2 separate regions of the Mus musculus genome follow, and region 2 is linked to region 1. A link is a loop called in an ENCODE intact Hi-C map of the cell type or tissue named here. Cell type or tissue: gastrocnemius. All regions are shown on one strand. Each heading gives the region's core, and the rest is flanking DNA. Links, peaks and the distances in the headings are about the cores only. Region 1 has its middle 15 kb from the start of Bicd2. Region 2 overlaps Bicd2 (BICD cargo adaptor 2).

What was found. Peaks named below come from ENCODE experiments on the same cell type or tissue, not always from the same donor. Only the 100,000 strongest peaks of a DNase experiment are listed, where the experiment ranks them.
Region 2: it touches region 1 in a loop (6-fold over the local background); 22 of 42 quality-filtered maps call a loop at or near these places.

What each region holds. Positions count from the first base shown.
Region 1 is chr13:49,323,837-49,329,208 of GRCm38, reverse strand. No RefSeq gene overlaps it. Among named protein-coding and RNA genes, the nearest start is that of Bicd2, 15 kb to the left of the region's middle. In gastrocnemius, for the core only: a CTCF peak has its summit at 2,225 (motif pointing left); DNase peaks (open chromatin) are centred at 904 and 2,192; H3K27ac peaks cover 1,289 bases.
Region 2 is chr13:49,378,175-49,383,546 of GRCm38, reverse strand. Bicd2 (BICD cargo adaptor 2) reads right to left here. Exons shown (of 7, transcript NM_001039179.2): 4 at 5,196-5,372; 5 at 3,514-4,539; 6 at 2,825-2,976; 7 at 1-504. The coding sequence ends at 195. Among named protein-coding and RNA genes, the nearest start is that of Bicd2, 39 kb to the right of the region's middle. In gastrocnemius, for the core only: no CTCF peak of the experiment used is centred there; DNase peaks (open chromatin) are centred at 349 and 2,115; H3K4me3 peaks cover 616 bases; H3K27ac peaks cover 2,074 bases.

The sequences.
Region 1 (5,372 bases), core at 132-5,131:
GCATTCCACTGCTTTCCAAATCCAAAATCCCAGAGTCCACATTCTTTCAAATAAAAGCATGGTCAGGCCTATCACTGCAATACCCAACTCCTGGTACCAACTTCTGTCTTAGAGTTTTACTGCTGTGAACAGACACCATGACCTGGGCAAGACTTATAAAAAAACAACATTTAATTGGGGCTGGCTTACAGGTTCAGAGGTTCAGTCCATTATCATCAAGGTGGGAGCAAGGCAACATCCAGGCAGGCATGGTGCAGGCAGAGCTGAGAGTTCTACATCTTCACCTGAAGGCTGCTAGTGGAAGACTGACTTCCAGGCACCTAGGGTGAGAGTGTTAAGCCCACACCCACAGTGACACACCTACTACAACCAGGTCACACCTCCAAATGGTGCCACTCCCTGGTCAATCATCACAGTGTTTTTAGGAGGTGCTCCTCTTCTGTCCTTAGGCTCCTCAGCTCCCAAATTAGAATTTCCTCTTGGTTCTTCTGCATAACCTGTTGTTGAATTTCCCTATCCGCTGAATTGTTACTGTTATGCATATCTTTTAGCTACTTACCTTCTCTCAAAAATTTCATCTTTGAACTTCTTTACAACAGCTGCCTTGAAGGCGTTGTCTGTTAATGCAGTGTCTGGAGACAATGGGATACAATTCCTCTGGATTTCTTTTTTCTTTCTTTCTTTTTTTTTTTTTTTTTTTTTTCCTGAGCGCTTGTTATGTACTTGGCATTTGAAGTCCAGCATTGTACCAACTCAGATAGTGTTTTTGTTTGTGTGTGTGTCTGTTCCCAAACTCTGTCTCCCTGATGATGTCAGGCTGTTTTGTTTTATTTATTTTTATGCCTAAGTCTTGCTTCCCGGCTTGGGCCTCTGTGACTTCACAGTTGAGCATTCAGCCAAAGGCTTGCCAGCTTATACTCGGAGCCAAGATGGCTTCTACCTTTGGCCAAGATCTGTGCTTGAGCAGAAAATTGGGTTCTCACCGTGGCCACAGTGAAGTCTTCTCTGGCTTCTACACTAGGTTAGAAATGAATCTCAATAAAATGACCACACAATCCTAAGCATTTCATGAAGATAAAAGGTTTTATTTTTGCAAAAGGGTGAGCATCTGTGTCAGATCAAGTATCAAGCACTCTTAGCATGGGTCCCACTGAGGTTTTCGTCCCAATATGAATCAGTCCTGAGGGGTCAGAGCTAGGCTTCAATCGTACGCAAGTGGCTAATGTAGAGCCCTTCAGCTGGTAAGCAAAATGGAAATTTCAGCACCAAGTGCAACCTTGCCCTCAAATTTTTATTTCAAAAAAGTTCTGACCCCAGAGGAATTTGAATTTCTGCCAAGTGGCTTCTTTACAATTTTTTAAAGCAGAGTTCTGTCTTCTTTAATCTTTGGATAGAAACAACAGCACAAAACACGAAATAGAGAAGAAGAAAAATAGTCTGTTTCTTTTACATGTCCCGCAATCAGAAGCGTGAAAGGAGGTGGATAGAAAAGCGAGTGGGTAAGGAGTGTCGGGGAGTCTCTGACCACTAATCCCAAGACAGGTGCCCCACCCTCACAACCTCCTAAAGGCTCCACTTCCAAATACCTTCAAATATGTGAGTGAGGTTCCCAGGGGCCGTAGAAGAAACTTTTCTGCATACTTGGATACAGGACCCCTATAAACTGTAATTGCACTACCCTGTTGATAAAGTCCTGACGGGGGCTCCAGTTCAATGGGAAGGATATGAGGAGGTAGTGGCTGCTGGCTTGAGGAACCTGACCTGAGAATATGCAGGAATGTCTGAATGGATTTCTGTGTGGTGACTGCAGTTATCTCCTCACTCAGAACTTGTGTGTGGGATTGGTGCTACATCAGATTAGAGACCCCCTTCCACTCCTGTTTCGAGATGGCAAATAGGTAAGCTTGCTCCTCAGCCCATGTGAACTGAGAACATACGGGATCACATAATCCCATGGACATTATTATATACCATTAATTTGAAACATTATACAATACCTGCCAGGCAGAAAGATGATTGCATTAATTAATGATAACATTAGACACTGCAATCTTACCACCAAGAAATTCTCTTCAGAGCATCATGTGGTACACACACACACACACACACACACACACACACACACACACACACACACAAAGGTAACAAAGGTAAACCTTAGATTGGGGTTGATGTCAGGAGTCTGTGATCGCCACCCAGTGGTTAGAACTGGAATTTTGGACAAGGTCTCTGTTGCTATGTATGATACCTATTGTTAGAGACAAAAATTACTGGCTTGAAAGTGGACATTAACTGGAACTCCACTAAGCCTGAGGAACCTAAAATAATCCTGAAATCTGAATCCCCAAGACACATGAGTGACAGCAAAGAGACACTCTGGGGAAGACAGTGCTGAGAAGAGATCCACAGTGAGAAGGCACATCCTGTGAGGGCTGCAAGTGGGTGCTTGAGCACACCCACAAGATGGCTAGAGAAACATCTGGGGGTCTGCCACGTCCATGGCCACAGTGATGGTACCCTGTGAGCAATCCCCACTGAGCTGTAGAGCCATTTAATTTATAGATAGCTACTTTACAGTGAATGGCTAAAATCTGACCCCCAAGGCCACTATACCATGACCTACTAAGGAGAAACTCAGAGCCAAGGCACCAGATGGGATGGCCATGGACTGCTTTCCTTGCAGTGGTGGAAGGATTGCACAATGCTAAAAGCTCTTGTTTTAGGATGTCGCTGACTTATAAGCTGTGACCAGTAGCATGGCTGTGGGCAGACAGCAGAGGGGAAGTGAGTTATTGACGGGATACCCAAGTGGGTGTGGCCCTGTGTAACTCACTATTGACACCTGAAGAACCCTTCCAAGATCAGTGATCAAGCAGATCTAGCAGGTGTGTGCCCTAGGGGACTAGACTAGGTGCCCACTTGGGTTTGACAAACGGGACGACTTGGAGAACTCTAGCTGGGTAGAGATGGGATGCTTGGAAGAGTTTCTGACATCTCCGGGGGCTATAAAATGCTATTTCTTGTCAAGGCAGATATAACAGTGCAGGCCAGTAATCCCAGGGCTGGGGACACAGACAGGAGAATCCCTGGGGATTGTTGACTAGCCAGTCTAGCTGAACTGGTCAGCTCCAGGTTCAGTGAGAAGCCTTGTTTCAGAAATAAGGTGGAGCTGGGGAGAGGTCAGTGGTAGAACACTTGCCAAGCAAGTTCGAGGCCTTAGGTTCAATCCGGACTACGAAAATGGTGACAACGATATGGAAAGTAATTGAGGGAGACACTCAGCATCAATCTCCGGCACGTGCATGCACACACACACACACACACACACACACACACACACACTGAATAATCATATGTTAAAAAAATACCTGGCACTGCAGGATATAAACGAAGTCATGCTAATTGTTAAGACTTATTTTTTAAAAGATGTATTCTTATTTTAAATTGTGTGCCCTTAACTGGACAGTCTTGTCTAGTATCAGTGGGAGAGGATTTACCTAGTCCTGCAGTGACTTGATATGACAAGGTGGGGCCTCCCCCTTCTCAGAGGAGAAGAGGAGAGGGGGATGGAAGAGGGGCCGTGTGAAGGGGAAATAGGAGGAGGGGGGCTGTGACTGGGATGTAAAGTGAATGAATGATGAATAAATAAATAAATAAATAAATAAACAAATAAATGGGAAAATTATGTGTATATATGCATAGCTAGGTGTGGGTTTGTACACCCAAGGAGTCCAGAATATGGTCTTGGGTCCTCTGGGACTGGAGTTGCAGAGCACTGGGAACCAAACTTGGGCCCTCTGTAAGGGTTAACAGGTGCTGGTATCTGCCGAGCCATCTCTCTAGCCCCATGCTTTAAACTCTACATTTCCATTGAGTGATGTTAAATTGCAGATTAGAAGCACCATGAAGAGCCAAGAGACCTTGAGGGAAAGGAAAGGAGCTGAAATGAGCCTCTTCTCTTTTGCACACACACCCTGGCCAATATTCACATGCCACAGGGCGCAGCGGGCCACAGAAGTTGCCCTTAGCACCTGGCAGAGAAGGCCGCTTCTCCAGCTAAGTGGAACCTGGAGAGTAGGTTTTATTTCATCCACTTCTGAGAACAGCTGGGCCCCTGGCCTGAGAACAGGATACCTCCTGGATCCAGCCGGTAAGGTCAGGGTGCAGCTGGCCTGGCTCGGGTGCTTGTAGCATAGGAGAAGGAAAGGTGAATGGGGGACACCTTCTTGGGAGTTTGACCAAGAAGGGTGTGAGATTCTAGGAGAATGGTGTCATCTCCCAAAACAACCCTTGCAGACACCAGATATCCAGGCCCATGGGCCAAGGCTCCAGAGTGCTGGCCACAGGATGCTCCACCAAGAGCCAGAGAAAGATCTTTCATTTGTTTCTTTGTTTCCTTGTTTTCACCAAAGGAAAACTAAAGGAAACAAACAAACAAACGCCTCTGTCTAGTTCTTATTATGGGTAGAAGTCTTAAGGGGAAAAAAGCCTAGAGACAGAAAAACACTCCATAATGGAAAATTTGGGGCCTGTGTTGGAAGTGTTTGTTCCCATAAATGACTGTGTCCTGCTGAGTGCCCGCTGTCTCTGTCTCTGTCTCTGTCTCTGTCTCTGTCTCTGTCTCTGTCTCTGTCTCTCTCTCTCTCTCTCTCTCTCTGTCTCAACACTGAGTCATTTTTATTGCAGGCTTTAAGAACAATGCCATTTTGAAATCTGTAGTTCCCTGCGATGTACTCTCTCCAGCCCCCAGCCTCTCCCTTCTTCCTCAGAGAAAACCACCTCCTTCAATTTGCCTTCTCTGCAGTTCTTGCTTCCTTAATCCTTCAGCTGATTTGTGTCTGTGTTGGTTTCTAAGTTGGCACGCATGCTCTCCATACCACACAGAGTTTGTACTACAAATTGTGCTACCACATCTAGCTTTTTTCATAGGTTCTGGAGATCCCAATTCAGCTCATCGGGCTTGTGCGTTAAGTACCTTTACGCATTAAGCCATTTGCCTGAATTTCTTGCTCACTTCCTTCTGAGACAGGCTGGCCTCAAACTCATGCAGCTGAGGGTGACCTTGAACTCCTGATTCTCTTCCCTCTACCTCCCAATAGCTGGGGTTACCACTACACCTGGTTTACTTGGTGTCTTGGAACTCAGGGCTTTGTGTATGCTGGATAAGTACTCTATCAACTGAGCTACAGCTACTTTCTTTGTAGCATTTGCCTATGCTAGTAACATTTTACAAGGCAAATAGGAACTTCAGGTTGCCTAGCACACTCAGCTTGTGGCTCTGATTCAGAGGAGAAAGAGAGTGGTAGCATTAACTCTTCCCAAGCTAATCTGCTGAGCTAGGACCAACCTTCATCACTGGGGCACCACCCTGA
Region 2 (5,372 bases), core at 190-5,189, 54 kb before region 1:
GCGGGGCTGTGGCATGAAAAGCAGCACAAAGCTCAAAGTGTCCTGGTTACAGATGTACCCCAACGCTGCCACTTGCCTAGAGTGCCGCCCTCTGTGCGTTAGTCACGTTAGGAGCGGCCTAGCACTGCTGTCCCGCTGCTGCAGCTGGGTTAGTTGAGGTGAAGCGGACGTTAGGTGTGCGGCGCCCCACAGCCCTAATCACAGTAAATGCTGTGCTTCTCGCTGCAGAACACCTGGTTGGCCAGCCCGGCGCCCTCCGCCCTCTCGCTGGCGCAGGCGCAGGTGTGACTTACGCTCGGTGAGGCTGGCTTGGCCTTGGAGGCGGCCTTGCTGCGGCCCCTGCGGGTCTGTTCATGGTCCAGCTCCAGCAGCTCCAGCCGCTGGGTGAGCGCCAGCTTCTGCTGGATGGCCATGCGCAACAGAGAGTTAAGGGTCTTCTTCTCGTCCTCGGCAGCTGCCAGCTGCCGCTGCATCTCATCCAGCTGTGTGATGTATTCGTCACACCTGTGGAGACAAAGCACAGCTGAGAGGCTGAGAGGGAGAGCAGGCCCGGGTGCCCACTGCACTCCAAGGCATCTCTCCTGGAGCCTGAGCTGGGGCCAGAGCTGGTGAAGCTTGTTCTGGTTCCTGGTGCAAAGGCTCCTTTGGAATAAGGCCATGGCCAGGACGAGAGAGGCAGTGCTCAAACAGAACAGCAAGGTTACCTTCAACTCAGTGGTACTGCATTTGTTTCTTTGCAGGGAGAGAGGGCAGAAGGCTTGGGGAGTGCTGGCTACTTTCTATGTTAGCCTGACATAGAGACTATAGTCATTTGGGAAGAGGGTACCTCAATTGAGAAAATACCTCTGCCAGATTGGTCTTTGGGTAAGCCAGTGATACATTCTCTTAATTAGTGATGTGGGAAGGCCCAGCTCACCATGGTGGGGCCATGCCTGGGTCCTGGGTGTTGTTAGAAAGCAGGCTGAGCAAGCCACGAGGAGCATGCAAGTAAGCAGCACCCCTCCATGGCCTCTGCACCGGCTCCTGCCCTAACTTCCCTAGCTGATTAACTAGAAGCTATCAGGTAAAATACACTCCCCAAGTAGTTTTGGGCCATGGTATTTCATTACAGCAACCCTAAGACATGGGGGTATTTGTTTGCAGGCTTGAAGTGGTTCTGATAAGCAAGGCTTGGCGCTCATCCATTTGACTTTCTTCCAGTAAGCTCTCTCCCACTTTAAGAACAAAAAGGTATCTCAGATACTGGGACATCACTAGCTCCCAGGATCTGGGTGTAAACTGAGAGAGGACTGAGCTTGATCCTACTGCAAACCGTAGCTGGTGGTTAGTAAGCCTTTGCTGAGTGACAATCAGAGCACCCAAGCCTCCACCTGCTGTGATGCAGCATGCCCCACCCCCATCGAGTGGAGGGAGAGAGCCTGGCCAAGGTTCCCTGGGTGACACCGGCACACCTGCCTAGTTTGGGTCTGGTGGAATCTTAAGACACTGGGCAAGTGTCTCTAGAGGTGGTGGTGGACACATGGGCTCTAAGCACTGCCCTTCTGCTACCCATGGCTCTGCTTTACCCACACCCTGCTGGTGCCTAAGAGCTCCCCTCAGAGACTACATACTGTCTTCCTCATATGTTTGAAATCCCGGATTCACCAGAAAAGTCAGGTCTTTATAAACAGAACAAACTTCAAAGGTTATGATTTGTACAAGATGCTGAGGAATTACAAGAATTCTTTCCTAATCCCACCAAGGGGGTAGGGTGGGGTAGGGTTTGGGGTGGGAGTGGGGGTGGGCTGCAGAGGGAAGAAGAGTTCCATGAGTTCTAGGCCAGCCTGATCCACATAGCAAGTTCCTGGGCTACATAGTGAGACCTGTCTCAAAAAAATGTTTTTCTTCCCCTAAGATCTGGTAGGAAATGTCCAGAGAAATGCTGGACTCTTCTGCTTGTGCCTGCCTTGGCAGGACCTACCTGCAGGGATGCTAAGAGACTGGGGCTGGAGGGAGGGAAACAGGTCCTGGCCCATCCTGTCTCAGCTTCTTCACACTTTACAGGAAACAGCCAGCTGACCCAGTTTCGGTGCTCAGCCTTGCCATCCCCACACTGTCATTCCAACACTGAGCAGCAGGTGGCACCACCTGTCTTTGGAGGGTGATAGGCAGGGGCCTTGTTTTCCACCCTTTAAGACTGCTCTTTCCCAGGCCACAGGAAGAACCCCCAGGGGAGAGGAAGGAAACTGCATAACCCCAGGCCTAAAGCTCGCTTGCCCATCCCTGACAGGAAGGCTGGGAATGGATGGCAAACTGGCTGCGTTGGAGCCCTGACTACACTACAGGAGAGGAATAACAAACTAGTCTGGGCCGCATCTGTCACCACTGGTAACTAGACCTCAAAACTGTACTCCCCATCCCCTGAGCTCACTCCCTTAGCCCTTTGCTTCTAGGACTCCTATGCTCAAAGCACAGGAAATGGAGCATCCAGGGTCATGAAGAGGGAAATGGGAACAGGGAAATGGATGCACACCTCTGCTGAATGTCTACCAAAATGGCACTGCCTACAAGAGGCACGGGAGGCTGGGGAGCAGCCACCTGAGGGCCCTGGGACCGCATAAACTTTCCTCCTCCTCAGTCGAGAAGGGCAGCCCCACACACATGCTGGGACTGGGCTGTAGTCTCCAAACCTTGAGCTGTGTTGGGGGCCTGGCAGGGCTACTACAGTGCTGAACCAACAGGCCTGTGGGACTCTGGAATGAGGCTGGAGGCTGTGGGTAAGGCTAACAGGTAGCTCCAGGGAAGAGAGGCTGCAGAAGGGAGAGTATCACAGTGTAGCAGGTACCTGGTGGCAAACATGGCACGCAGGGAGGAGAAGGTGGCTGCGTCTTCCTTGAGGGCCTTGAGCTCGTTCCGTAGCTTCATCATGGTCTCGGTCACCATGGCCTTCTCGTTCTCATACTTGCTCTTCAGGTTGGCCAGGGCCACCTCAGCTGTCTGGGGGACAGAGAAGTAGAAAGTGGGGTGGTGAAGGGTGTAAGGCCCTGTGTTCAAGGTGGAAACCCTGGGCCCAAGGTGGAACTGCTGACCATGAAAAATTCTCTGAAAAAAATTTTTTCTCATGCAGCTGTCGGGACAAAATGCTAGCCATGCTCCTGGCATGCCAGTTTGCCTCAGTAAGTCCTAGCTTCAACCCTGATTAGCAAGGAAGAATGATGCACCATAGACTCTGTCCTGGAGAACCCACAGGGCACTCAGACCACTGCTCTCTGTTACCACAGCGTGAGCAACTGTAAGGTGGACAGAAGCAGCAGTACTTAATGACTGAAAAGCTCTGGCTAAAGCACCCTCTAATCCCCACACTCACTCCATCCCCTGGCTGGAAGCCCTGAGGAAGGAGACAGCAGCAACAAGGTGATGGCACAGGCCTAGGGGCTGTGGCAGCAGTGGGCAGTGATCCCTCCCAACAGCAGGCTCTGGAGGCAGCGCCCCCCAGCAGGCTCTGGTGGCAGCGCCCCCTCCCACTCCTCTCACCTGCTTGTTGGCCTTGAGCACGGTGCGCAGTGTGGTGATCTGCTCCCGCTTGGTACTCAGCAGGGACTTCAGCTTGAGGATCTCCTCCATGAGTGCTTCCTTGTCCTTGTCCACAGCAGGGCCCAGCTCCTGCGAGGCAATCCGCTGCCGGGACAGCTCGGTCGTACGGTCCACGGCTGCCTGCAGGTGCTTGATCTGGTCTCGGATGATGGCGATCAGGTTGTAGATGTTCATAGGTTCCCGGCGGGGGTCACTCAGAGGTGACGGCAGTGAAGAACTGGGTGAAGGACTGTTGTCCCCAGTCCCACCATCTGCTCGGCCCACCTCTGTGGCCAACAGCCCCTTGGGCAAGAGGACAGGTGACCGGCGCCCGCGGCCCTCTGGGCTGGTGCGGCCAGCCTTGCCCTGGCCCTCACGATAATAGTCGAGCATGACACGGTTGGGCGTCTCGTTGTTGCACATGCACACATGGTGGTAGAGGTTGGCCAGCTCCTCGCTGAAGGTCACCAGCTCATCCTGAGCCACATTCAGGCTGCCCTGGGTCTCACCAGCCACATCGCTCACCTTCTTCAGCTCCTTTTCCAGATGGGCCAGCAGCTCTCGGTCCTGGTGGCTAGCCTTCTCCAGCAGAGAGATCTTCTCAGTGAGTGCCTGGCCCTCAGCCTCATACCGGCCCTTTTCTTCTGCGTGCTGGGCTTCGCGAGCTTCGTGTGTGCTGCGCAACGCCTTGAGCTGCTCCCGGAGCTCGCCAGCCTCAGCCACAGCCACGTGGTACTTGCAGGCCAGGATCTCAGGCCCATTGATGTCCACCTCATAGTAGTCACCGTCTTCGTGGCTGTCACGGTCCTTCTCATTATCCAACGAGGTCTGTCGCTCCTTGCCAGCCTGCAGGCGCCGGAGGGCACTAAGGTTCTCTGTGAGACGATTCACCTTCTCATGCTGCTCAGAGAGGGTTCCCCGAGCCTGCTCCAGCTGCTTCTGTGTGTCCTGCAGTGTTGCCAGCAGGCCCACCTTCTCCCGCTCCATCTGCAAAGGTAGTTATAGCAGGAAAACAGGTCAACAAGGCTTAGAAGACTCTAGGATGACCAAACAACATCTCATGCTGAGCCAGATGGGCCAAGGGCTATGTAAATTCCCTGCCCATGCCACTTGTTGACAGCAGACTGGACAGAATTCACCACAGCGACCATGACTATCACCAACAATAGTGCTCATCCATAAGAGGTCACTAAACATGTGCTGGGGTGGAGCTGGGTTTCATTTGTGGAACTCTGGGTCCAGGGCATGCTGGCAGGGTCCCTAAGTGTCCCAGCTCTCCGCCACTTCCCTTTCTCATGTTGTGGAGAACACTCATTTATAGATCAACAGTAAACTTTCAGATATGACGATGTATGGCCCTGCAAAGACTCTAGCTGTGGTCTGTAGGTAGGAGTTACACGAGGGACAGGTCACCTCACCCATACATGATTTGGGTAGCAAAGGGAGCAGCATGGGTACCAAGGTACTAAACCTTACACAGTAATCAGGAACCTACTCCTCTGGGACACTACTCTTTACCAGTAAGAATTTCATGTATGGTATGAGGAAGTTAAAGGCAGCTACATGTCACAAAAGCACAGCTTACAGTGTTGCAAAAGGCACGGGGAGAGGGAGGGATGGGGCATGAGGCTCTGCGCGCTCACCTGCACCAGCTGCTGTTTCAGCTTCTGGATCTCAGATATGTGGAGCTCACTGAGCAGGTCAGAGACGAGGCTGGGGGAGGGTGGAGCTAGGCCATCCTTCCTGGGTGTGGATGTCTTGTTGTCCAAGGATGATTTGACCAAGCCACTGTGCTCAAAGCCATTGACCAGGGCTTCGGC